3 separate regions of the Homo sapiens genome follow, and all the other regions are linked to region 1. The links are chromatin loops, found by intact Hi-C in ENCODE. Cell type or tissue: chondrocyte. All regions are shown on one strand.

Region 1 (8,000 bases):
TTATTTTGGCCTTGAATGTTTTTGTTGTGCAGATGTCATGCTAATTAGAATTAATTCCAGTAAGAGGTAAAGGAAGATTAACTAGGTTTCATTTATGTAATTTTTGTAATTGTCACCTCCCCTGGTCTTTTGAAATATTATATTCAAAGCTATTATAATTTTCTAAATTGCATTTTAATACATTTTTGGGGAGAAGACTATGATTAAAAAGGATATACCTGCTAAACAATGAACTAATAAAACATCATATAAGAAAGAATCTATCAAATAGTCTTCTGACTGCACTTATTTATCAAGCCATGAAATTAAAATAAAAATATATGATTTCAGGACATTCATAAGTATTTATGACTTAAGATTAGTAGAAATGGTGAACGTCATTTTAAAGTGTTAGTATCGGCAAGTCTGTGTGGTCTGCAGGATCCTCAATTCTTGCCTTCTCAGAAGAAAGAATTCGACTGAGGGGCATAAGGCAGAGTGAGAAACCGAGGCAAGTTTTAGAGCAGGAGTGAAAGTGTATTAAAAAGTTTTAGAGCAGGAACAAAAGGAAGTAAAGTACACTTGGAAGAGGGCCAAGTGGGCGACTTGCGAGATCAAGTGCACTGTTTGACCTTTGACTTCGGGTTTTATGCGTTGGCATACTTCCCGGGTGTTGTGTGCCTTCTACCCTGATTCTTCTCTTGGGGTGGGCTGTTTGCATGTGCCATGGTCTGCCAGCACTTGAGAGGGGCCACATGTGCAGTGTTTACTGGAGTTGTATGCATGCTCACTTGAGGCGTTCTTCCCTTACCAGCCAAGTGTTCCTAGAAGAAGGTTAGATGACAGTTAAACTGTGCCATTTTGCCTTAGTCCACATGCTTGAGCCCACTCACCTAAGTCCTGAGATGTCATCAGGAAGCTGCTGATCACCAGCTTCGGTGTTTCTGTCTATTGGGAGACCACTTTTTCTGGTGCCAGCTGTGACCAATTATTATTGTAGACGGACAGTTTAACAACTGCCTGACCATCACCTGACGGTCTCCTGGCATGCCTGGTGGGGAAGGCCCTCTTCTGCCCTGCTCATGTCTGACTAGCTACCTACTGTAACAAAAATAAGGAAAACACGTAGGAGATAAAAGTGTATCAAGGGAAAAGGGCATAACTCAATAATTGTTCTAAATTATCCTAAAGTTCTAAAGACCAGCCCCAAAATGCCTCAGAGCTAAAACCCCTCTGAAACCCCCTCCTTAGCAAAAATTCTTAACTTTTTACACCTAGAAATATTTCTTAAGAATTAAGATGTATTTCTTAATACATCTCCAAATTTATAATCAATCAAAGAAATACCAACCGCTGTTTACAGATATTCCCTAAATAAGAGACATGAATGAAATCCATCTGAAGTGGCTACTGCTGTCTGTGGTATATACCCTGGGGTTCATTGTCATGCACTGAGAAAGAATTCGGCACACAGACACAGGTGAGTGGGTTAAGGAGCAGAAAGTGTAATAGAAGAAAGGAGAGAGGAGGGGAGAGCAGCTCCTCACGAGCAAGAGACACGTGGAAAAGGGAGAAGGTAGAGGACCGCAGCAGATTTTATACGCAGGCTGGAGAAGGCGGTGTCTGATTTACAGAGGGCTCACAGGTTGGTTCACTCAGGTATGATGTCTACATAGTGTGCTGGGAAGGCTAGTTGCCCCACCCTAATCTTCTTATGCAAATGGACTTTCCAGTTGATTGGCACCATCTTGTCTGCTCGTTTACAGTACACGTGGCTAACAGAGACGGGAAGATGGGACCGCCATATTTAACATCTTTAGTCCTTAGTTCCTGCCCGCATTCACCTGTGCAAGCTCCCAGCTTGCAGGCTGCTTGCTCTCTTAGAAAATTATTTGGGGCTGATTTTCATTAAAAAGAAAAGCCTTACCTAGGACTCCCATACCCTTACTATCTGCCTAAGTAATTGCTTCTTAACTCCTATATCACATTCAGTACACTGGAAGTACAAATGTAAAATAGAATAATTTTAACACTTATCTCTTGATACTCTTTAAGATGTCCTTTTATAGACAAAATAAATTTTTTAAAATTTATGTTCCCATCTCTGCATTTTAAATATATTGTTTATCTGTGGTAGGGTTTTTGTGGAGAAAGCAGGCAGGGGAGTGAAACTGAAAAAGAACTAGGTCTCTTAATAGTTAGACCCACAACAGCTAAGGTCTTAAATCTAAAACAAGTACTGGCCCAAGGGTGGAGACCAAAAACTCCCAACCATCTTAGTTCTGGTGTCAGCCTGTCTAAGGCAAGGCCAGATCTACACATGGGCCAAGAAGATAGAATGGTTTATAAATTGCCGCAATCAATGACAGAGAAAAACAAGATTACCCAAAACAAATGACAGCCCGTCAAGATAATTCAGTTTGTTAATTTTACTAGCTAATAAGTCTCCATTACAGCTTTATATGTGGGAGACAAACCAGTCTCATCTGTATGACATAATCAATCAATTATAAAAGTCACTGTGAGATTTGGAGCACTGATTTACCCTGAAAGATCTTCTCCCCCAGGCCTTGCCTTCACCTGAAATCATAAAATAGATATATAAGTGAGATTTCAGACAAGCTAAACACAATGTAGTTTGAGAGACCAGGCTCTCAGGAGCTCAGAGGAGCCACAATTTGCAGCTCTGAAGCACAGCTCGCCTGATTTTCAGATGTGGCTGCAGTCTCTTAGTTACACCCATGCAGATCACTTTATCAGAACTCTACGGAATAAATGAATGAATTCAGTTAAGCCAATTGCTCTTGTCTCTGGTGTTTATCAAATCCCAGGCTGTGTTAATGGGATCCATCTCATTCAACACGTGCTCTTATGCCATTCACAAAGTGCTATTGCCCACATCACCCCGGCAGCTGTTTCAAGTAGGGGAGTTTTCAAAGTATTTGAAGGAGACAAATAGGTTACTTCCAACTCTTGACTTTCTTATTTAGTCTAATATCTTGTAAGAAAGATACTTTGTGAAATCATTCTACTGGTAAAAGTATATATCATCAAAATTAGCAGGCATACCCATAGCAGCTTCACAGATTAAACAGAATGCCCTTTACACAACTATAGTCAACATGGGTTGTTCTTTTAATGTTCTAAGGCTGTGTCCACCGAAATCCTGCATCTTGCATTTGTATTCCTGGTCTCTCAGGGATTATTTGGTTCAGTTGTTCTTTGTTTATTTGTAACACTATCACTAGATCCAGCAGGCATTGTGGAGCACGTATTACACATACTACAGATATTACACATACTCATATCTTCTGTATATGGGATATATGACTCAGAAGTAATAGCAAGTCAGATTACAACCTCTTAGGGAAAATCAACAGCAAATACAAGCTCACAGGCCGTGTGTACGGTTGACTTTTACATGACTTTGGATGCAAATTGACACAAACACCTCTCCATATTACAGTCATTTTTAGAGGGCAGACAGCATTCTTGAGGGGACCTGAATTGCTAGGTAATTAAAATGTATGTATGTAGAATAAAATAATCTTGGAAATAAGAGGTTTCCGTAAGCCTTCTCTCTAAAATAAGGTCACCTTCTTTGAGGTAGAGATTCTGTGCCTTGTGGAAGGAAAGCCACTTCATAAAGCAGCACAAGAATAGCCAGTTATTGAAAGGGCCATTATAAAATTACTAGCCAATGGTATTCGCTACTCTTACAATTTGTCAATCCATTCATCCCTAGGAAAAAGACAGCATAAAAGAGAGTTCTGTTCATAGGTAGAAGCAATTTATGGGAAGACTTTGGAAATGTAGAACCATTGTTTTTGATGACCATAAGAAAAAGAGGGGGTGCAAGAGGGGAGCACTATGAGGGGCCCCTGGAATAACAGCACAAAGCAAGTTAGATTCAAAGAGTGGAGTAGACCTTTGTCTAAGGGGCTTATCCTGACAAATTCAACTTTGAAGGCAGCCTGGGTCATTCTTGGAAAAGGCCATTCTTTGTCTCCAGTGACCCCAGAGACATCATATAAGGATGGGGTGATGATGCAGCAGCCGGGACCAGGTCCCAGTTGCAGTGGACAGGACAGAAGGGACTGAATGGGGCAGCAGGCTGGGGCGCCACCAGGTGCAAGCAAAGCTCAGGGATAGGGCCCCTCCCCTCCGTCCCGGCCGCTCGCTGCGCCCCCTCTGGGCGGTGCAGGCTCCGGCTCCCGCGCCGGGGCTGCCTCTCACGGATTTCAGCCCGGTGGGAGGCAGTGCCCAGAGCCTCTTTTTCCTTATCTCACAAAACCCTAAAAGCCGAACCCCTACAACCAGCAGACAAAACTGCTCCCCGAGCTTCGGCTCTTTCCTGCTTTCCAGGCGTTTCTCCGGGAATAACTTACTTAGTGGCACTGGGAGAAAGGTTGGGACTGGGGGGTCGGGGACCGAAACCCAAAAGATTCCCCCAGCATGGAGCACCCACGTTTCCAGTGGCGGGGGATGCACGTTGGTTTGTGCCCAGCCCGCCCCCACCAAGCCCGGTCCTCGACGCGCTGACACGCTAGCTGGCATGGGCGGCGGGGTGGGCGTCTCTGGGTCTGTGGCTCTGTCCTGCTCGCCCCCGCCCCTTCCTCCCGGACCGCGCCGGCGCTGTGCGGCTTTTTCCCCAGCACGCGGCGCTGCACTCGCTTTTATCTCGGAGCCGCGTCGCTTCGTGCGCTGCCAGCGGGGCTCAGCCAGTCGGCTGGAATTGAGTAGCATTCATTGAATCTGCGGATTTCATGACGTCTCTCTGCGTGGTCCACCACTTTTCTCCTAACCGGGGATTTTTTTTTTCTTCTGCCACTCTTATCTTTCCCCACTTCATTCCACCCAGTCTCCCTCCCCCGTCCCTGCCCAAACGCGCGCCCCTCCGCCCCTCCCTTGGCCCCAGCGCCCAGCCCTGCTCTCCGCGCTCGGCCAGAGGGAGCCAGTCCGGAGACGGCCGCACCTGGCTGGAGAGGCTGGGCGGGCGGAGGGGTGGAGACCCGCGGACGCCGGGAAGCCGGACCTGGAGCCGGAGCAGCCGCGAGCAGAATGGAGTCTCCTAACAGCCTCTCGGTGCTGATGTGAAATTTGACCATCTGATTCCAGTTTTTTTCTTTTCCTTTTCTTTTTTGCATTTCCTTCCCTCGCCATCCGTCGTGTAGTGAATTGTTCAGTCTTGCTCCGTTTCAAGAGAGGAGATCATGATTGAGTGAAGCCACCCCGTCCGCAGCCAGGTAAGCGGTGCGCTGAGCTGCTCGCAGGCGAGGAGCTGGCGTCCACCTGGGCGAGGCGTTCCGTGCTCTCGGGTCCCCGCGTCCCCTTCCCCAGCTCCGCCGTCGCCGCAGGCATCTCCACTCTCATGAGAAACATTGTGCCCAAGTCAGCCGAAAGGCGAGGGAGAAGCCGGTTACATAACAGAAGGGGAATCTGTTTCATACGGTTTTCATTAGCGACTGAAACTCGCACGGGGGGCGGGGGAAGGAGGGGTCTGCATCCCTGGGCTCGCAGAAACCCAGTCAGTTATTGCAGACATCATTTCAACATCCGCTGGCAAAGACTTAAATGCACTGATTAACTGACAGGTGCGGCTTGTGATGTAGTCATTTACAGTTGGGAAAAGCCTATTGTCTTTGTGGAAGGCAGTCTTCTTGTTCTGCTTTGCATGGAGAGGAGAGGAGACAACACGAAAGGGAGGAAAAGTGAGGGTTGGGGAGAAACATGCGGAGAATGGGAAACAGAATACTGTAACTCCTAACTGTTCTCTATCCTTAAAACCGAAGATGTGCTAGCATGACTAAAAACAGTGAATAGGAAGATCTTCCTAGGAGTAAACTGAATTATTTTGTAATTGGAAGGGAAGAAAAAACACTTTAGATAAAATGAGATGTGTGTGGCATTTAGAGGACTGGGTGGCTGTGGATATTTGCTTCCCTGTGGATATATTTTCATTTTCATCAAAACATTAAGCTTGGATTAGTTTTTAAGTGAAATAACATCAGTATTCCCAAAACCCAATAAAAGCCCAGTGGATCCACAGGTACATCTGTTGTACTAGGTGCAATATGGAGAGATTGTCAGGGGGAAAATATATCTTAATAGAAACAGCCACAGAGGGTGAGGTTAGTGGAGAAACAAAATACCAGAATTTTCCAAAGAATTCCGCCTCCAACCCCCAAAAAAAGGAAGAGAAAAAAAAAAAAACCCCACAACTCCAGTGTTTGGGAGTTGGAGATGTATTATATGTTTAGAGTGTTTCCCAACTGCTGTTATCCAAAGTCTGTCGGTCCCGGGGAGCCCTACGGTACAGGGAGCAATGCCACATCCTGCTAGCCCTGTTCCCTGCCTGCCTTTCTTTTGCTGAAAAAAAGAAACGGAAAAGGGTGATGCCCAGGAACTGCTTAGGGAGAAAAAAGGGCTTGCTACAGTCAGGGCTGAGCTAACTGAGCTTCGCCCATTTTGCCTGGAGAAAGAAAAAGAGCTCGAGTCTCCATGGCGACCCAGGTGGGAGGGGAGACCGCAGCTCCAGTTATAGGGGAAAAAAATTGGACAAAACTTTCCCGGCTCCAGGCAAAGGAATACGCCAGCCGCGTGCCCTGTGGCGGGTCCCAGGGCATCGGTTGTGCCCAACTCCCTGACGGCGACGCTCGAGAGGGCGCCCAGAGCTGGCCGGGTGCCCCTGAAACCTCCCGAAAGTTGCCTGGGGGCCGCCGAGGTGGTGGTTCCTCAGCGGGTTCCGGATTCAGCACCAAGGCCAGAGCCCAGGCGCCGAGGGTGAAGCCTCACCTGTCTGCAGCCCCCAGCAAGCAGTACCCACTCCTTTGGTCGCTGGAGGTCAATCACTTTCTATAAATAAATGAGTCTTTGGCTCGTGCAGAATCTGGATATCAAATTACCCACGGAATTACGTGAGGCAAAGAAGCTTGCAAATCATCCATTTTATGCATGGCGGTGCATCAGAGGACCTATTCAGAATCAAGAACACTGGGACAGGGAAAGACCTGAGCTGAACTGAGAGTGGAGACAGGATTCTGTCCTCAGGGGGAGAAAAAGGACGCGCGCGCGCACAGACACACACACACACACACACACACACACACACACACACACACCCCGATCCGCCTCTGACGAGGGTTGCTAGTTTCAGCTGAGTCCCTTTGGCTTTCAAAAGCATGCATCCCTTGCCCTCTCACGCTCTTCTCTTTAACTTTTTGTTGGGCATAGATGGCAGAAGGGAGCTGTGGAAGCACCCTGGTCAGCGAGAGGCCAGCCAACCAAGTTTGTTATTTCTTTCTTTCTTTTTTAGACGGAGTCTCGCTGTGTCACCCAGGCTAGAGTGCAGTGGCTCGATCTCGGCTCACTGCAACCTCTGCGTCCCGGTTTCAAGCGATTCTCCTACCTCAGCCTCCTGAGTAGCTGGGATTACAGGCGCACACCACAACACCTGGCTAATTTTTGTATTTTTAGTAGAGACGGGGTTTCACCATGTTGGTCAGGCTGGTCTCGAACTCATGACGTTGTGATCCGCCTGCCTCAGCCTCCCAGAGTGCTGGGATTACAGGCGTGAGCCACCGTATCCGGCCCAGCCAAATTCTTTCTAAGGGTCCTAGGACTGAAGAGGGTGGAGATATAGTTTCCTCTCGGTCTAGAACTGGAAGGAATCAAAACAACACTGGTGAGCTTCCGAAAAGGAGAGAGAGTTTGTTAGCAAGATGAGAGCCAGTGATCACATCTTCAAGCCTGCGTGTGAGCAAGGTGGCTACATTTCCTAGGTTGCAGTCGTAGGAAACCGAGAGGAGTCACTTCTCTTAATACAAACAAGGAAGAAACTGCAGGAGGGGAGGATTTATTACCATTCAAGTTCCATTTCAACATTCATACAGGGAAAACAGGTAAGTCCATCAAGCCCTTCTGCTCTCACTTTACGAGAAGCTGGTCTTTGCCCTGCTCTCATCCTTGGTAGTAGGTCCCCCACCACCACAACTGTCACTGATATGAAGAGGAAAAATAAT
Region 2 (8,000 bases), 160 kb after region 1:
GCCTCAAGACCTGTGGACCACGTGGTTTTTAAAAATTTCTAATGACGAGCAGGAAGCCTCTCACCTGTTCATCCACATCCCTTACTCTAAAGGGCTGTAACTTAGATGAGCTGCTCTCCATGGGCTGAGCGTCTACATCCACCCCAAAGAAGCCACTGGAGTGTGGCTTTGGAAGGAGCCATCTGTGCTGGATGCTAAGTGCGGGGACACCCAAACACTCCTCAGGGAGCCAGAGGAGTGGGTTCAGATGGGCCTGGCCTGTCTACTAATGAGAAAGGAAGAGGATATTTGGTGTTCTTATCTGGTCAAGACCCCAGCATCAGGTAGCTCAGAGGATAGGTGCAATCCTGCACACACACTGGGGAATTTATGAGCAGCAAACAGCTGACAGACACCCCTGTCCTTCTGGAGCTAAAAGACTCCTGGCCCGCCCTAAACCAGATCAGCAACTCCTCTTTATTCCTAATTAAATCGTTGCAGGCATTCCTCACCACCCTCCTCCCTGGACCTTATCAGGGTCTGGGGCAAAAGGTGTGGAAAGTGTAGCACAGTGAGCATGGGTTGCAGGTGCAAAAGTGAGTGCATGAACATGCACCGCACACAGACACGCACAGAGACACCACACGACACACAACACTATACACAACATATGCACACATACCACACACACACTACATACACACAACACATACACACATACCACACACACGACACACACCACACACACAAATATACACATGCACTACATACAACACACACGCAAATATACACACAAACTACATACAACACACAAATATACACACACAACACAACACACAACACATACACAAATACTACATACACACAACACACACAAATATACACACACACTACATACACACAACACATACACACATACCACACACACGACACACACCACACACACAAATATACACATGCACTACATACACACAACACACACGCAAATATACACACAAACTACATACACACAACACACACAAATATACACACACAACACAACACACACACCACATACACAAATATACACACACACTACATACAACACACACAAATATACACACACACTACATACAACACACAAATATACACACACTAATACACACAAGACACACAGCACATACACAGACACCACTCTACACACATTACACTACCACACACAACACACATATACCACATATGGCACACACCACACACACAGACATGCACACACACACACAATACATACACACACATCGCACACACATGCACACACAACACACATACAGCACACACACCACACATACCACACGTACACCACATACAGCACATAGCACACACACACGCAACACCACCATTGGCCCTTACTCTAAGGGGCGTCCCCTGGCAAGGCTTCCCTGCCCAGTTTCCCTAGCCTGGAACCCAGATGCCTAGGACCCACAAAGTGCATCTTTCTTCTGGCTCTTCCCTGACCTGCCTGGCTTTGTCTCATCCACATGTGCCTCTCTGAGCTCAGCACACTCAGCCCAAGACCGTCTGGCCCTCCCCTCTTGACCCAGGCCTAAGACAGTTCCCCACCCCGCCTCCAGAATGTATGTTGAAGAGAAGGGAGAACAGTCCTTCATTCCCAGCCCAGGTGAGACAGGAGGAACCTGAGCCTTTCTCTATCCCAGGCCTCCCATCCTAGGTGAGGTGCCAGGAGACCACACCACATCTGAGAGGCATTTTCTTGCATCCCAAAACATAGGGATAAAAGGAAAAAGGCAGGTTCTTAAGCATGAGACACTCGCCTGAAGTTCCAGTCAGACCCAGGAGCAAGGGTACTGGCTCGTGACAGCTGGATGGCTGGTGGTCAGGCAGGACTCTGCACCCCTGCCCTGTGTGGAGCACCAAGCTGTCAGAAGCCTCACGCTGTTGGACTTACATCTGTCTGGGGAGGGAAAGATCCTGTGCCTGCCCACCACCTAATCGGGGCTTCACAGGAAAAATGACACTGTTTGAGATGGTGCCTTGTTTGGAGGGAGGTTGTAGTACAGGGCTCAGGGGTGTGGACTCTGGAATCAGACTGCCTCTGTCCAAATTCTGACTCTGTGTGGCCTTAGGTGAGCCGTGTAAATTCTCTGTGGCTCAGTTTCCTTGTCCATGAAATGAGGAATCATAGCATTTCAACATTTATATTAATCCTCCATTGCTACCTAATATGCCAAAACATAGTGGCTTAAAGTAGCAGGAGACATTATTCTTGCAGCTTCTGTGGGTCAGGAATTCAGGACCAGCTTGGCTGGGCAGGTCGGGACCAGGACTTATTCTCTTGTAGGTTCCATCTGATGTTGGCTGGGTCTGCAGTTATCTGAAGGCTCGACTGGGCTGAGTCAACTTCTAAAGCAGCTCGTAGCCGTGGCTGGCGAGTTGGTGCTGCCTGTGGGTGAGAGGCATTCGTTCCTTCTGACATGGGCCTCTGGGTAGGACTGCTTGAGTGTCATCACGATGTAGCATCTGGCTGCCCCTGGGGAGAGCAGTCCAAAAGACAGCAGGCCAGCCAGCAGCTGTCCTTTCGTGACCCAGCCCAGAAGTCCTAACAGCACCTCTTCTGCCATGTTCTCATCTGCAGAACGGGATCACTAAGTCCAGCCCACACTCAAAAGGAGAGGAATGACACTCTGCCTTTGGAAGGAAGGAGTGTCTAAGAATTAAGAACATATTTTAAAACCATCGCAGTGTGGTTGGACAGGTGAACACGCAGATAAAATGGTTCCAGGATGATATAGATGCCAGGAAAGGAAGAGAAGGTTCTATGGAGAAGACCAACAGTGCTACTTAGACAGGATGACTTGTGAGGCTTCCTCAAGGACAAGACCCAGGGGACAATGGGAAGCCAGTGATGGGGATGGCGGGGATGAGCGTGCCAGGCAGATGGAGTGGCAAGCTTGGCGGCACAGGGAGGAGCAAGACCCTGCGGGGTTGTGAGAACACCTTTGCGGTCAGGGTGCCTGCAGCCCAGTGAGAAAGGTGCTGCTGTAACAGGGATGGAGAGGCCGCGTTTCAGCTCTTCCTGGTCTCACTCTTCCCTCCAGCTGTATGACCAAGCCCTCAAACATTCTGCCGTTCAGTGCAGTCCCGCCATTCATTTCACAGTGGTGTGTCTGGGAACAAGAAGAGGAGGGTGAGGCACCCAGAGAAACCTCAAAGCGCAAGGGAAAGACAGAGGCCCTGTGGCAGAGCTGGCGAGAGTAGGACAGAGATGCAGCCCGGACAAATTAGCCTTCCCAGCCAGGACCGCCCCTGCCACCTGGGGGACAGGAAGCTGAACTGCGAGCTGATCTCCTCCCCAGCCTCAAACATGGAACAGTCACCACTCAGCTGAGCCTCAGATAGGGGCCAGGAGGCTGTCAAGAGGAGGACTTAAAAGCAATGGCCTTGGGGGTCAGACTGAGGGCAACTCTTGCAACCCATGTGAGCAGGGCTGAGCCATGTGATCTCTAATCCTCAGTTTCCTCGCCTGTAAAATATCTAAGGCCGGGAAGGCACGGTGGCGCACACCTGTAATCCCAGCACTTTGGGAGGCCAAGGCAGGAGGATCACTGGAGCTCAGGAGTTCAAGACCAGCCTGGGAAACACAGCAAGCTCTCATCTCTACAAAAAAACAAAAAAGTAGGCAGGCATGGTGGCATGTACCTGTGGTCCTGGGAGGCTGAGGCAGGAGGATCACTTAATCCCAAGAGGGTCAAGGTTGCAGTGAGCTATCACGGCACCACTGCACTGCAGCCTGGGCAACATAGCCAGACCCTGTCTCAAAAAAAAAATCTCTATTGCTTACTCCTATGTCTGTACAATCCCTTACTTGGCTTATTTGTACTAGAGCCAGTTCCTCTGGCTCATAAGAGTTGACGGGTAGATATTCAGGAATCCTGTGAATGGTCGATAATCTTGAAATCCGCAGTGGTAAAAGCAATTCACATCATGGCAATCAGCAAACACTACAAATGAGGGATTAATTTTTCTGGACACTTGGTTTACCAGCTTACCACTGTGGATACTCCCATCTTAAGAATGGAAGGAGGAGGTGATATTTACAGCACCTGGCGCAGGGTAACTTCTCCCAAAATAACTGCTATTATTCTACACACACTCCCACCAATGCAAATACGATGATCCCAGAACACCTTTTGAGTCTAAAGATAATAAAGTTACAGGACCCTAGAGAACCCACACACCATCAGCCTCACAGACATCTGCAGACACCCACCTCCGTGGTGACTCTGCCCCGTCACTCCCACTGTCTTAATCGCTCAAGGATTCATGCCTAGGAGCACAAAGAGGAAAGTCAACTGGAGCTGGACCCCTGAAAATTAGGTGAAGCCTCTCCCCCTCCACTAAACCAGGCCCAGGGTCTCCTCCCTCACCATCCCCACACCCTCAACCCACCCAGTGACACCCTGAAACCTAATGCCAGGAAGCCATTCGCAGGAGGTGGGTGAATGCAGGGACACCTGCTGGAAACCTGATCTCATTCTAAGATTTGACATTGTGAGGCCTTTCTGTTGTTGTATTAATTAGGAATCATTTGCTAAGGAAAGCATTTTGTGGGAATTGGATTTCAAGTCAGAACCTGGGCTCGAGCCAGCCAGTGACTAGGCGTGTGGCCTCATGCAAGTCAAAATGGTGTTCTCTTCTCCGTAATAGGGAATGATTGCTTTGGCAACAAATGAGATCAGCACACTGTGAGGGAGTGCTCACTCCGGGCTGGAACCATCATGCTGTGAGGGAGTACTCTCTCCAGGCTGGAATCTGTGAGGGAGAGCTCACTCCGGGCTGGAATCATCACACTGTGAGGGAGTGCTCACTCCGGGCTGGAATCTGTGAGGGAGTGCTCACTTGGGCTGGAACCATCATGCTGTGAGGGAGTGCTCACTCCAGGCTGGAATCATCACACTGTGAGGGAGTGCTCACTCCAGGCTGGAATCATCACGCTGTGAGGGAGAGCTCACTCCGGGCTGGAATCATCACACTGTGAGAGAGTGCTCACTCTGGGCTGGAATCATCACACTGTGAGGGAGAGCACACTCCAGGCTGGAATCATCACACTGTGAGGGAGTGCTCACTCCGGGCTGGAATCAGTGAAGGAGTGCTCACTTAGGCTGGAAACATCATAGCTGTGAGGGAGTGCTCACTCCAGGCTGGAATCATCACACTGTGAGGGAGTGCTCACTCCAGGCTGGAATCATCACACTGTGAGAGACAGCTCACCAAGGCTGGTACCATCACACTGTGAGGGAGTGCTCACTCCAAGCTGGATTCTGTGAGGGAGTGCTCACTCCAGGCTGGAATCATCACGCTGTGAGGGAGTGCTCACTCCGGGCTGGAATCATCACACTGTGAGAGAGTGCTCACTCTGGGCTGGACTCATCACACTATGAGGGAGTGCTCACTCCAGGCTCGAATCTTTGAGGGAGTGCTCACTTGGGCTGGAACCATCATGCTGTGAGGGAGTGCTCACTCTGGGCTGGAATCTGTGAGGGAGTGCTCACTCCAGGCTGGAATCATCACGCTGTGAGGGAGTGCTCACTCCGGGCTGGAATCATCACACTGTGAGAGAGTGCTCACTCTGGGCTGGAATCATCACACTGTGAGGGAGTGCTCACTCCGGGCTGGAATCTGTGAGGGAGTGCTCACTTGGGCTGGAACCATCATGCTGTGAGGGAGTGCTCACTCCGGGCTTGAATCTGTGAGGGAGTGCTCACTCCAGGCTGGAATCATCACGCTGTGAGGGAGTGCTCACTCCAGGCTGGAATCATCACGCTGTGAGGGAGTGCTCACTCTGGGCTGGAATCATCACACTGTGAGGGAGTGCTCACTCCAGGCTGGACACTCCACTCGGTGCTTCACAGGGTTCACAGTTGCAAAGCAGGAATGCAGTGTGAATGCTGGGGCCAGGGTGGAGACCAGCATAGCGGGGAGATGTCAGTGCTGCCTAAGGGTTGGACCCCTCACCCAGACTGCGCCTCTGTTTCCACGCACGTCCCCTGCCTTCTCCCAGGCCCCCACGCCAGCCCTGCTCCCACCACCCATTCTCTGACCGTGGGGTCTGTGGCCCACACTGTCTTCAATGGGTGGTTCCTGCTCTCCAGGTTTATCATAAAGGAATATCCAGGCATTTGTTTCTGACATGGAATGAATGGTCATCTGTGGTATTATTTCTTTTATTTGCATCAGTTTTCCTACTTTTGTTGGTTTTTAATGAAGGTCCAGCACAGGTCCTAAAGGAGCCACAGACACTGAATCAAGGGCTAGGAGCTTGGCGGGCAGGGAAATCCCACACAACCCTTGTGCCAGCCTCCAAGTGGATGCCACCAGCCCTGCTTTACAAACGAGGGTGCTGTGTCAGCGTCCATCCATCCACAGAACCTGGAAGAGCTTTCATCCAAAAGCATCTAGAGGAAGCTAACCCATTTGGTGTTGATTTTTCTTCTCAAGCTCTGAGCATTTCGAGCCACCGAATAAAGACTTCACAAAGTGCCTGCATTCCGCATTTAGCACTCACACAGCATGGGGCTCTCCAGAAGTCAGTGGCTCCACCAAAGGCCAAGGTGCAGTGTGAGATGTGCTTGGGGAAAGGGGCAGCCTCCACTCTGCTTGGCACAGCTCCTGCTGCCTGTACCGCACCCTCGTATCCATCCTTCTCACCCGGAGGCTGGCCCATGGTAGCACCCACCTCACCCCTTCATGGCTTCTCATGATAGGGTCAGGAGCTCAAGGCAACTCAGCCATGCTCCCTTGCTGGCTAAACACAGAGAGAGGACACCTTTTCTGTTCCCTCAATTACAAATACTTAAATCATGGATAATCCAGGCTCCTCTCTTCCTTCAGTTGCCCCTCATGGCAAAGCACACACAGATTTGTTTCCCTCAACTAGTCTGCCTATTTTCAAGACTAGCTGTTCTCTCCTGCCTTTCTTTTTGGGTTTTAGTTTTGTTTTGGTTTTGACTTTGAATTCCAGATGAAACACTCTCAGGTAACATTTGAAGATTTGCAGGACTTAGGATAACAAAGAAAGTCTCAGGAAAGAGCCTTCTATCCCAGGGGCATAGCTTTTTCTTGCCTTCTTTGAAAGCTTTTGCATGTGTGTTTGTGTAGTTGTTTTTTTCTTTTTTTTTCTTTTTTCATTTTGCCACTGAACATAGATGTCCCAGAAATAGACAACCAGAAGCTATAAAAGTCAGCCAAGTTCCTTTTGATTCTATTTCTTCTTTATTGTAATTTCTGTTCCTTCCACGGTGCTAGAAAATTCTGTTTATCTTGACTCTGCATCCACTAAGACACTTGCAAACTTCTTTTCTAAGATTTAGAACTGGGTCTCGCTCGGGTCCTTAAGGAATTAAGACTTCTTTCTCAGGCCAGCTTCCAGAGCCTGTGTTTTATCATTGAACACATCCTGGAGTTGTCTAGAGTTTGTCATTTTGCTACCTATTGAGAAGCTCCACCCTTCAGGGACTTCCAGAAGCCCAGCAATACCTCTCCGGCTTTCTGTCCAGCTGCACTGCGGCTTAGCCTTGCTTACTCCTCAGCTCTGAGACGGTGCCTCAAGTCCTAGGAACAGCCCCCAAAAGGGAAACTAGCCACTCCTAATCTTAAAGGAAGAAATCCAGGCCTTTCTTCCACCATCACAAATATCTTAGGCAGGAAATGTACCGAAAGTGAGGACTAAAGCAAACCCAGCCAGGACACCTCACCCAACAGCAACATATTACCTCTCCTTTGTGCTGCAGTTCCTGTTTGCAAAAACCTTTCACGCTCATTAGCGTTGGAATCTCACGTGACCCTTCTTACAGGTAAGTCCATTGAGGCTCATGATGGCATTCAGTCCATTGTCCCGGATCAGCTAGAGCCACAGGAAATAAAGACACAGTACGTTTCTTCTTTCATTTTAAACCTTCACTTATTTCTGTAACCAAGTGACATTTGTGGGGTGTCTACTAAGTGTCAAACCCTAGAAAGACACATCA
Region 3 (8,000 bases), 200 kb after region 1:
AATAACCACAAGCTAAAATTACAGATGTTGAATGTTGAGGAGGCAGAAACCAAATCAAATATGTAAGCACACAGACAGAGAGAACATTTCCCCACCCTTTTTTACTTACCTTGGCATTGAATCAACCATTAAAGTACAATGCATGCATACTTACCGACAAAAACCAGAAATGTTTTTTAAACCCTGAAATTTGGCCAATAGTTCAAAGAGCTTGTTCAAGACTCTTGCCCTAAACATAAGGAAAGTGACAAGGGAACAATTTATTACAAAAAAATATTGATTGCAAGTCTGTTACATGCAGGCACAGATCACATACATGGTTTTGTTTAACCTTATAACAACACTGTGAGTTGGGTATCATGATCAATTTTGTAAATGAGGAAACTGAGGCTCACGAATTTGGATAGTGTGTTGTAAGTCAGTTCAGGCTGCCATAATAAAATATCACAGAATGGGTGGCTTAAACAATGGACATTTATTTTCTCATCGTTCTGGAGGCTGGAGTTCAAGATCAAGGTGTTGGCAGGGTTAGTTTCTGGGAGCCCTCTCTCCTTGGTTTGCAGATGGCCACCTTCTCCCTGTGTCTCATATGGCTTTTCCTCTGTTTGTGTGCACCCCTGGTGTCTCTCCCTCTTCGCATAAGGATACCAGTCCTATTAGATTGGAGCCCCAACCCTATGGCCTCATATAACCTTTAACTATCTCCTTAAAGGCCTTATCTCCCAATACTGTCACCTTAGGGGTTGGGGCTCAAGCCCCATATGGATTTGGTGAGGACACAATACAGTCCATAACAGATATCATGGCCAAGAGCCCACTAAGAGTTGCTAAGTAGTAGAGCTAAGCCTGTCTGAATCTAAAGAGGACTCCTTCATCAGAGCTTACTGCCTCTCCCATGCCACAGCATCTCAGAGTTGGGAGGCATCCCTCTGTGAGAGCTGACTCAGTAGAACCTGCTGGCAGGGACACAATTTTGCAGCAATAAGCTCCGTCCTGGTGGGCAGGATGGTGAAGTACTTACACAAACTAGATCGAAGAGCACAGAAGTCCAAGTCAACTAGAGGCCTATCCAGATGGTGTGGAATAAAAATGGCTTTGTCTACTTTGTTTATAGCTACACAAATGGTATTTGGTTTCACCAGCCCATACAAAGTGTGCCGTTCCATTGTCCTCAAAGAGCCAGCCTTTCATTCAGTGTTTCTTTTCTTTTCTCCAAACCACCAGCTAACGTCCTGGAGGGCGACTCCATGGATCAGGACGTCGAAAGCCCAGTGGCCATTCACCAGCCAAAGTTGCCTAAGCAGGCCAGGGATGACCTGCCAAGACACATCAGCCGAGATCGGACCAAAAGGAAAATCCAGAGGTACGTGAGGAAAGACGGAAAGTGCAATGTTCATCACGGCAACGTGAGGGAGACCTATCGCTACCTGACCGATATCTTCACCACATTAGTGGACCTGAAGTGGAGATTCAACCTATTGATTTTTGTCATGGTTTACACAGTGACCTGGCTCTTTTTTGGAATGATCTGGTGGTTGATCGCATACATACGGGGAGACATGGACCACATAGAGGACCCCTCCTGGACTCCTTGTGTTACCAACCTCAACGGGTTCGTCTCTGCTTTTTTATTCTCAATAGAGACAGAAACCACCATTGGTTATGGCTACCGGGTCATCACAGATAAATGCCCAGAGGGAATTATTCTTCTCTTAATCCAATCTGTGTTGGGGTCCATTGTCAATGCATTCATGGTGGGATGCATGTTTGTAAAAATCTCTCAACCCAAGAAGAGGGCAGAGACCCTGGTCTTTTCCACCCATGCAGTGATCTCCATGCGGGATGGGAAACTGTGCCTGATGTTCCGGGTAGGGGACCTTAGGAATTCCCACATTGTGGAGGCTTCCATCAGAGCCAAGTTGATCAAATCCAAACAGACCTCGGAGGGGGAGTTCATCCCGTTGAACCAGACGGATATCAACGTAGGGTATTACACGGGGGATGACCGTCTGTTTCTGGTGTCACCGCTGATCATTAGCCATGAAATTAACCAACAGAGTCCTTTCTGGGAGATCTCCAAAGCCCAGCTGCCCAAAGAGGAACTGGAAATTGTGGTCATCCTAGAAGGAATGGTGGAAGCCACAGGTAAGATGTGTTCTATCCTGGGATGGCTGTGGGATAGATGCTCATTTTAAACTGGACCTGATGTTCTTATCTATTACAAGATCTAGAATACTGAACCTCACTCAATATTGACAACATCCCCTTGCTTCATGACATAGTATGCCTACATGTCTCACCTGAAGTATATCCACCAAGAAGCCTAACCATTTAGTTTTTTAAAGCCCTTTGGAAAATAAATTAATGAACAATGAAAAATCACCATGTAATATATTTTAAGTCTCCAAATATTTACCTAAATTAAACTCTGATCTGTCTCTAAAGCATGTTTTAAATGGCCTTAAAACATTGCTAATTTAAATACTTGAGGTTATTTGTTACCAAGTTAGAAGGAGGAAGTTAAGCCTTTCAAAGGAAGCCTGACAAACTGCTTTAATAAAAATGCAATTTCACCCATTCTTTGAGAGTCATTTATAAGGCCTATAGCATTGGTTTTTCTTTTGTATGAAGTGAGTGCCTAGTATCTCTCCACATTCAACCTGCTGAGCTCCCAGTAAGTATAAAGCTGCAGACACAGTAAATAACTCTAGCAGAAAAGAAAAAAGTTGAAGATCCATTCATCTTAATCCCGCCGGCCCTCCTGCTGTTAATGGCTAATCATTGGGATGTTTTAGGGAAGATGATCTGTTCAGGAAATAGAGAAAATGGTCTGTTTTTACTGACGTCTTCGCTCATGTCTGAAATTTGCACGTTACACATCCCAACAGCAAAGCAGGTTCTGCCCATGTTTGTATGTAACATCCCCCAAAACAGAGCCATCAGCTAGGACTCAAGATAACCATAGTGCCTCACGGGGAAAGTATAAACCAGAACCCTAATTCATTAAGGTCTTTATTGTTCTTTGAGGTAGTAATAGTGTCTTTGGGGTCCTTTTTCCTGATACCATCAGCCCTTTTACGCTTTTAAGTCTTCAGCTTGAGATTCAGGTGGTTTATATTGTCTGAAATTGCATGACCAGCAGGCTGGCCCCATGTTCTTCATCAACCTGTGACAAGTAACTTAATCCTGTGATCCCTTTTAGGGAAAAGCCATGGGTCCCATGTTTCTACCTCCCTGTACCCAACAGGCAAGGTCACAACCTCTCACAAATTTCTTTTACGGTGGTGGTGTGAAACTTTTGCTATAGGGTTTTTAAATGCAGCAAACAGTGAAAACGTGAGTAAAGGGCTTTGCATGGAGCTCAATGGTAGGAGCGGTCTCCTTTCCATAGAACAAAAGGCACAGGAACCTAATCGGAAAGTAGCTTTAAAGAATAACAAAAGTCACTGTTGCAAAATAAGACATAAGTGCTCCAGGTGTTAACAGGACTATCTGTACCTTGAGCCTGATTTGGGGGTGCATTTGTGTGGCAATAGTTGGGTGGGGAGGAGGAAGGGAGATAGAAGGGAGAAGTAGAAGGGAAGGCAGGGGAGGAGGAAGGGGAGGAAGGAGAGGAGGAGAAGGGGAGGAAGGAGGGAAGAGAAAGGGAGGAAGGAGAGGAGGAGAAGGGGAGGAAGGAGGGAAGAGAAAGGGAGGAAGGAGAGGAGGAGAAGGGGAGGAGGGAGGGAAGAGGAGGGAGAGAGGAGGAGGGGAGGAGGGAGGGAAGAGAAAGGGAGGAAGAAGAGGAGGAGAAGGGGAGGAGGGAGGGAGGAGGAGGGAGGGAAGAGAAAGGGAGGAAGGAGAGGAGGAGAAGGGGAGGAGGGAGGGAAGAGAAAGGGAGGAGGGAGAGAGGAGGAGGGGAGGCTGGGGAGGAGGGAGGAAAGAGAAATAATTCAAACAGGGAGCTGTCACTTTCCTACAGACCAGAAACTTCCCCAACCTCAGCTGAGCACAGGGACTCTGGATCCCCCTAGCGGCCACAGAGCTACAGCCTCTGACACTATGAACTGACCACTCAGGATGCAGTTTTTCTTTTCCCTTTTCACCATAAATTCCCCCAAGAGGACATGAGAGAGGGCAGTGTCTCCAAGCTCAAGAAGCAAAAACCACTGGAGACGTACCCTCTGGTTACTGATGCTAGTCTGAGCTTTAAATTGTGGGAGTTAAGCTTTGTGTTCCCTCAAACCAGAGCCCAATCTCTGTAAAATAAATGAATCTGGAATAAGCAAATTATCTTTGTGATGTCCCTGAGTCAGAATTCTCCCTGGGGCAGGCCCTGGCTTTCTGATGACAGCTGGTAATGAGTGAGCCTTTCCAAAGGGAGGAATATGGTTTTCTTGGTAATTAACAGTGATACTTGCCTCTGAGCACCCTATGGCCTTTCTACAGCTTTCATAGAGAAATCTGAGTAATTACCAGCAAAATCAATCCAAACGCTCACCCCATCCCTGGGAAAAGGCAACTGCTACTCATTTTCTTTTAAAAAATAGTCTTCTAATTTCTAGACTTGGGGGGGGGGTTCTAGAAAGTTCTGGAGGTGTCTGGAAACTGGAAGTGTCTTGGTCTTTTCCTCAGGGGAATCATACAACTCAGTACCCCCAGCACAGCTGCTCTCTTACGCTTCAGCAGGATACTGTTTCTTTGTGAATGAAAAGCTCAATTAGGATTTATGGGCATTAAACAGGCCCTTAGGGGAGAAAAATGCTTCAATCTCTCAAAACCACAGGAAAAAAAAATGTGGACCAAATGCACACTCGAGGAAAACAAATTCACAGGGATCTAATTATTCATTGTAGTGCTGGACTGGAAATCAGGAGCCGTGATAATAGCAAGCTGACACAAAACAGCTTCCCCTGCGCTCATCACTTCTTTCAACAATGTCGCAGTTGACCTTAACCTGCTGTGCTCAGTGGTCTCCACGAGCAGGCCTCTTCCAGGGAGGAGGGAAGGCCCACATGGCCACCTTCACGCGGTGCCCTCTTCCCTGTTAGGAAGCAGGCATCCTGGGCACAGGATGATCCCAGCGTGGTGTTTTCCGGAGACCGGAGTTGTCCCACAGGAGGCCACCTGGGTCCTTCCGTCTGCTGGGAGCTCAGGCCCGGTGCAGGCGAGTGGTGCTCTGTGGATGCACTGCCTTCCAATGCCAGCCGCATTGCAGGGTCAGGTTCCATTTTTAGAAAACGAAAGTGGGCTCCTTGAAGGCTGGAAGCGAGCCCCCCTTTCATGGCCTTGAAGGGACTGCACAAAAGACAGACCCATGCCCACGCAGAACAGCCCCGAGTCCTTTGTGAATGGCTTTGGCCTGGTCCCGCCTGAAGTCAGGAGGGACATGCCAGGCGACCTTTCAAGAACCTTCCAGTCATGTGGTTCTATTTTTGAAAATGAATCAAACCCTGGAAAATTCTGACACCAGCCACTCAGACATCTAGGAGTTGGCTGTGTCTCATCTGCAGATATATTTTTAAAGGGGGCCGTTTATGTTCCTGACACATGGGCGATTTTGAGATAGTGGTGTTTACAGAAGGTTTCATAGCTACGTAAACAAACGTGCTCAGCAGCTGTGGCCCATGTGTGTTAAAATAGTAAAGCATTCATATAGACTGTTATTTATAGAGGGCAAATGGGCCTCGAGGCAAGATGACAGCCACGCAGCGCTGGGCTTGCTGCCAGTCAGCCCCCACTACGGCCTTGCTGATTGACGAACTTCCACATTTACCCCCAGCGATTATACAACTGCGACAGGCAGCACTTGCCCACTCCTCGGCAAATGTGCTGGCAAGGATGAGTCCCCGTTAAGCCTTTTGGTTATTTTACACTTCTTTTGATGGAACCTATCAGACTTACACAAAAACAGACCCAGTAGTATCACTAACCTCTGTGTCCCCGTCATTCTGCTCCAGTGATTATCAATTCAGGGTCAAACTTGCTTCCTCTGTATCCCCACTCATTGGCTGCCCACCAGAATCACATCATCCTCATCTGCAAATATTTCGGTATGTGCCCCTAAAAGATAAGGATTCTTTTAAAAACATAGCTATCATACCATTATGACACCTAAAATAATGACCAATAAATTAAGATCCAACATCTACCAAGTGTTCAAACTTCCAATCGTCTCTTACATGTCACTGTTTTTTATATTTACAATCAGCTTGTTTGAATCAGGATACAAATAAGGTTAACACATGGTGATTGGTTGAGATATCTTGTAAGCCTCTTAATCTATGACTTCTTCTTCCATCTGTTTTTTTTTCCAATAAGTTTTTCTTAAAGAAGATAACTTCTGAAAGATTTAAATACTGCATAGAACACTGGGGAGAGTGGAGGATGAAACACACCAGAGAACACTTTATAGACAAGGAGGCAAGGCCAATTAATCGGAAGTTGCCATCTGGGAGTTAACAAGGAGGACAGCCAGTGTTCACTGGAAATAGGTGAAGGCAACCCATCACCCATCCTTCACCACAGAAAAGCTCAGTTCTGTCACTAGTATAGTTATTCCCAGGCAGAGAATTTTAGTCACATAAATCACACCACAGATCATAAAATTTTTGAGTTGGAGGGAATCTTTGCCCATTTCACAGATGAAGAAATGGAACCTCAACAAGACCCGTGACTTGGCTAAGGTCAAATAGCCACTAGCAGGGCAGGACCTTGAAAGCCACAGCCACCAATGGTGTTGTCGGGCACTCTGTGTTCAGTGCCCTTTGCACCATGAGTGCTGCTGATTCATGATGATTCGGCAGAGAAATGCACCCAGAAAAGACACCTGATATTTCTTTTCTTTTCTTTTCTTTTTTTTGAGACAGGGTTTTGCTCTCGTTGCCCAGGCTGGAGTGCAGTGGCGTGATCTTGGCTCACTGCAACCTCCGCCTCCTGGGTTCAAACGATTCTCCTGCCTCAGCCTCCTGAGTAGCTGGGATTACAGGCATGCACCACCACCGCGCCCGGCTAATTTTGTAATTTTAGTAGAGATGGGGTTTCTCCGTGTTGGTCAGGCTGGTCTGGAACTCCCCACCTCAGGTGATCCACCCACCTTGGCCTCCCAAAGTGCTGGGATTACAGGTGTGAGCCACCGCGCCCAGTCAACAACTGATATTTCATGTGCAGATGACTGGTATTAATGTGCCCTCAATTCTTTTCTCTCACCATTAGTTCTTCCTTTCCTTTAAGGTTCTTCTGTTTCCAAATGTTATCAATTCATTTTTAAATTACGTAGACATTGACATGAATTTTAAACAACCATGTATCAGAATGAGATGTACCACAAAACAATTCTGAAATCAAAATTAAATAAGCATTGTCTACAAAAATACCCCTGGAAGAACATGATGTTCTGTCAGGTCTGATTTCCAGGCACATTTTTCTTTACTGTAATCAAAAATGCCAATCTACCCTAGCAGGGGAGAATATGAGATTGCAGCCTTTGAAAAGATAAGACTGCTGAGGGTAAGCATCACCATGCTCTTAAACTGTTTCTAGTAATGATATTTCATAGCTGCTACATTTTTCAAATCTTATTTTTCTCCTTTTGATAATTTACTGCTGATCCCTCCATTGCCAAGCCATTATCTCCAATTTTACCATTTTTTATCTTAAGAGTTATAACCCCAACCACCCAGCCTGGGAAAAGAGTTAATTGGTGAGCTCTGAAATGCTAAGAACTTGGGTAAAACTCTTCATAGAGGCATCTTCCTGGAGGAATCTCTATAAGGAGTGATTTTTTTCAATTTAAAGACATATGGAATATGTTTTTCCTAGGTCAAAATCTGCCACCCGTAAATCAAGAAATCCAGCTCTCCTTTCTTTTTGAGCATTAAGTGTAGCTCATTTATTCAGGGCTTCCTTCCAATATGTCTATCTCATTATAATATATCCCAGTAGTATCATTGGCTGGCTGGGTAAAAACTGGTGACAACTGCTCCCCAAATATGGTAAACTCTCTATAATCCTCCACAGCT

Evidence for each region. A loop is a pair of places that touch in the nucleus more often than their neighbours do. Peaks named below come from ENCODE experiments on the same cell type or tissue, not always from the same donor. Only the 100,000 strongest peaks of a DNase experiment are listed, where the experiment ranks them.
Region 2: it touches region 1 in a loop (5-fold over the local background); 8 of 110 quality-filtered maps call a loop at or near these places.
Region 3: a loop joins it to region 1, with 8 times the contacts of the local background. A loop is called at or near these places in 49 of 110 quality-filtered maps.

Annotation. Positions count from the first base shown.
Region 1 is chr21:37,913,109-37,921,108 of GRCh38, reverse strand. It overlaps KCNJ6 (potassium inwardly rectifying channel subfamily J member 6), which reads left to right and starts at 4,652. Exons shown (of 4, transcript NM_002240.5): 1 at 4,652-5,225. In chondrocyte, CTCF peaks have their summits at 4,215, 4,415, 4,623 and 7,260; DNase peaks (open chromatin) are centred at 4,144, 4,614, 5,313 and 6,694.
Region 2 is chr21:37,754,446-37,762,445 of GRCh38, reverse strand. The region is part of intron 2 of KCNJ6 (potassium inwardly rectifying channel subfamily J member 6); the gene reads left to right. LOC101928368 (a long non-coding RNA gene) reads right to left here. Exons shown (of 4, transcript XR_244309.5): 2 at 7,746-7,876; 3 at 4,244-4,300; 4 at 1,934-3,140. Among named protein-coding and RNA genes, the nearest start is that of KCNJ6, 160 kb to the left of the region's middle. RefSeq lists an enhancer at 6,245-7,092. In chondrocyte, CTCF peaks have their summits at 3,069 and 3,278 (motif pointing left); DNase peaks (open chromatin) are centred at 2,984, 3,274 and 5,943.
Region 3 is chr21:37,708,356-37,716,355 of GRCh38, reverse strand. It overlaps KCNJ6 (potassium inwardly rectifying channel subfamily J member 6), which reads left to right. Exons shown (of 4, transcript NM_002240.5): 3 at 1,225-2,145. KCNJ6-AS1 (KCNJ6 antisense RNA 1) reads right to left here. Exons shown (of 8, transcript NR_183540.1): 3 at 5,913-6,042; 4 at 155-2,120. Among named protein-coding and RNA genes, the nearest start is that of KCNJ6-AS1, 190 kb to the right of the region's middle. RefSeq lists a silencer at 3,974-4,023. In chondrocyte, a CTCF peak has its summit at 4,028 (motif pointing left); no DNase peak of the experiment used is centred here.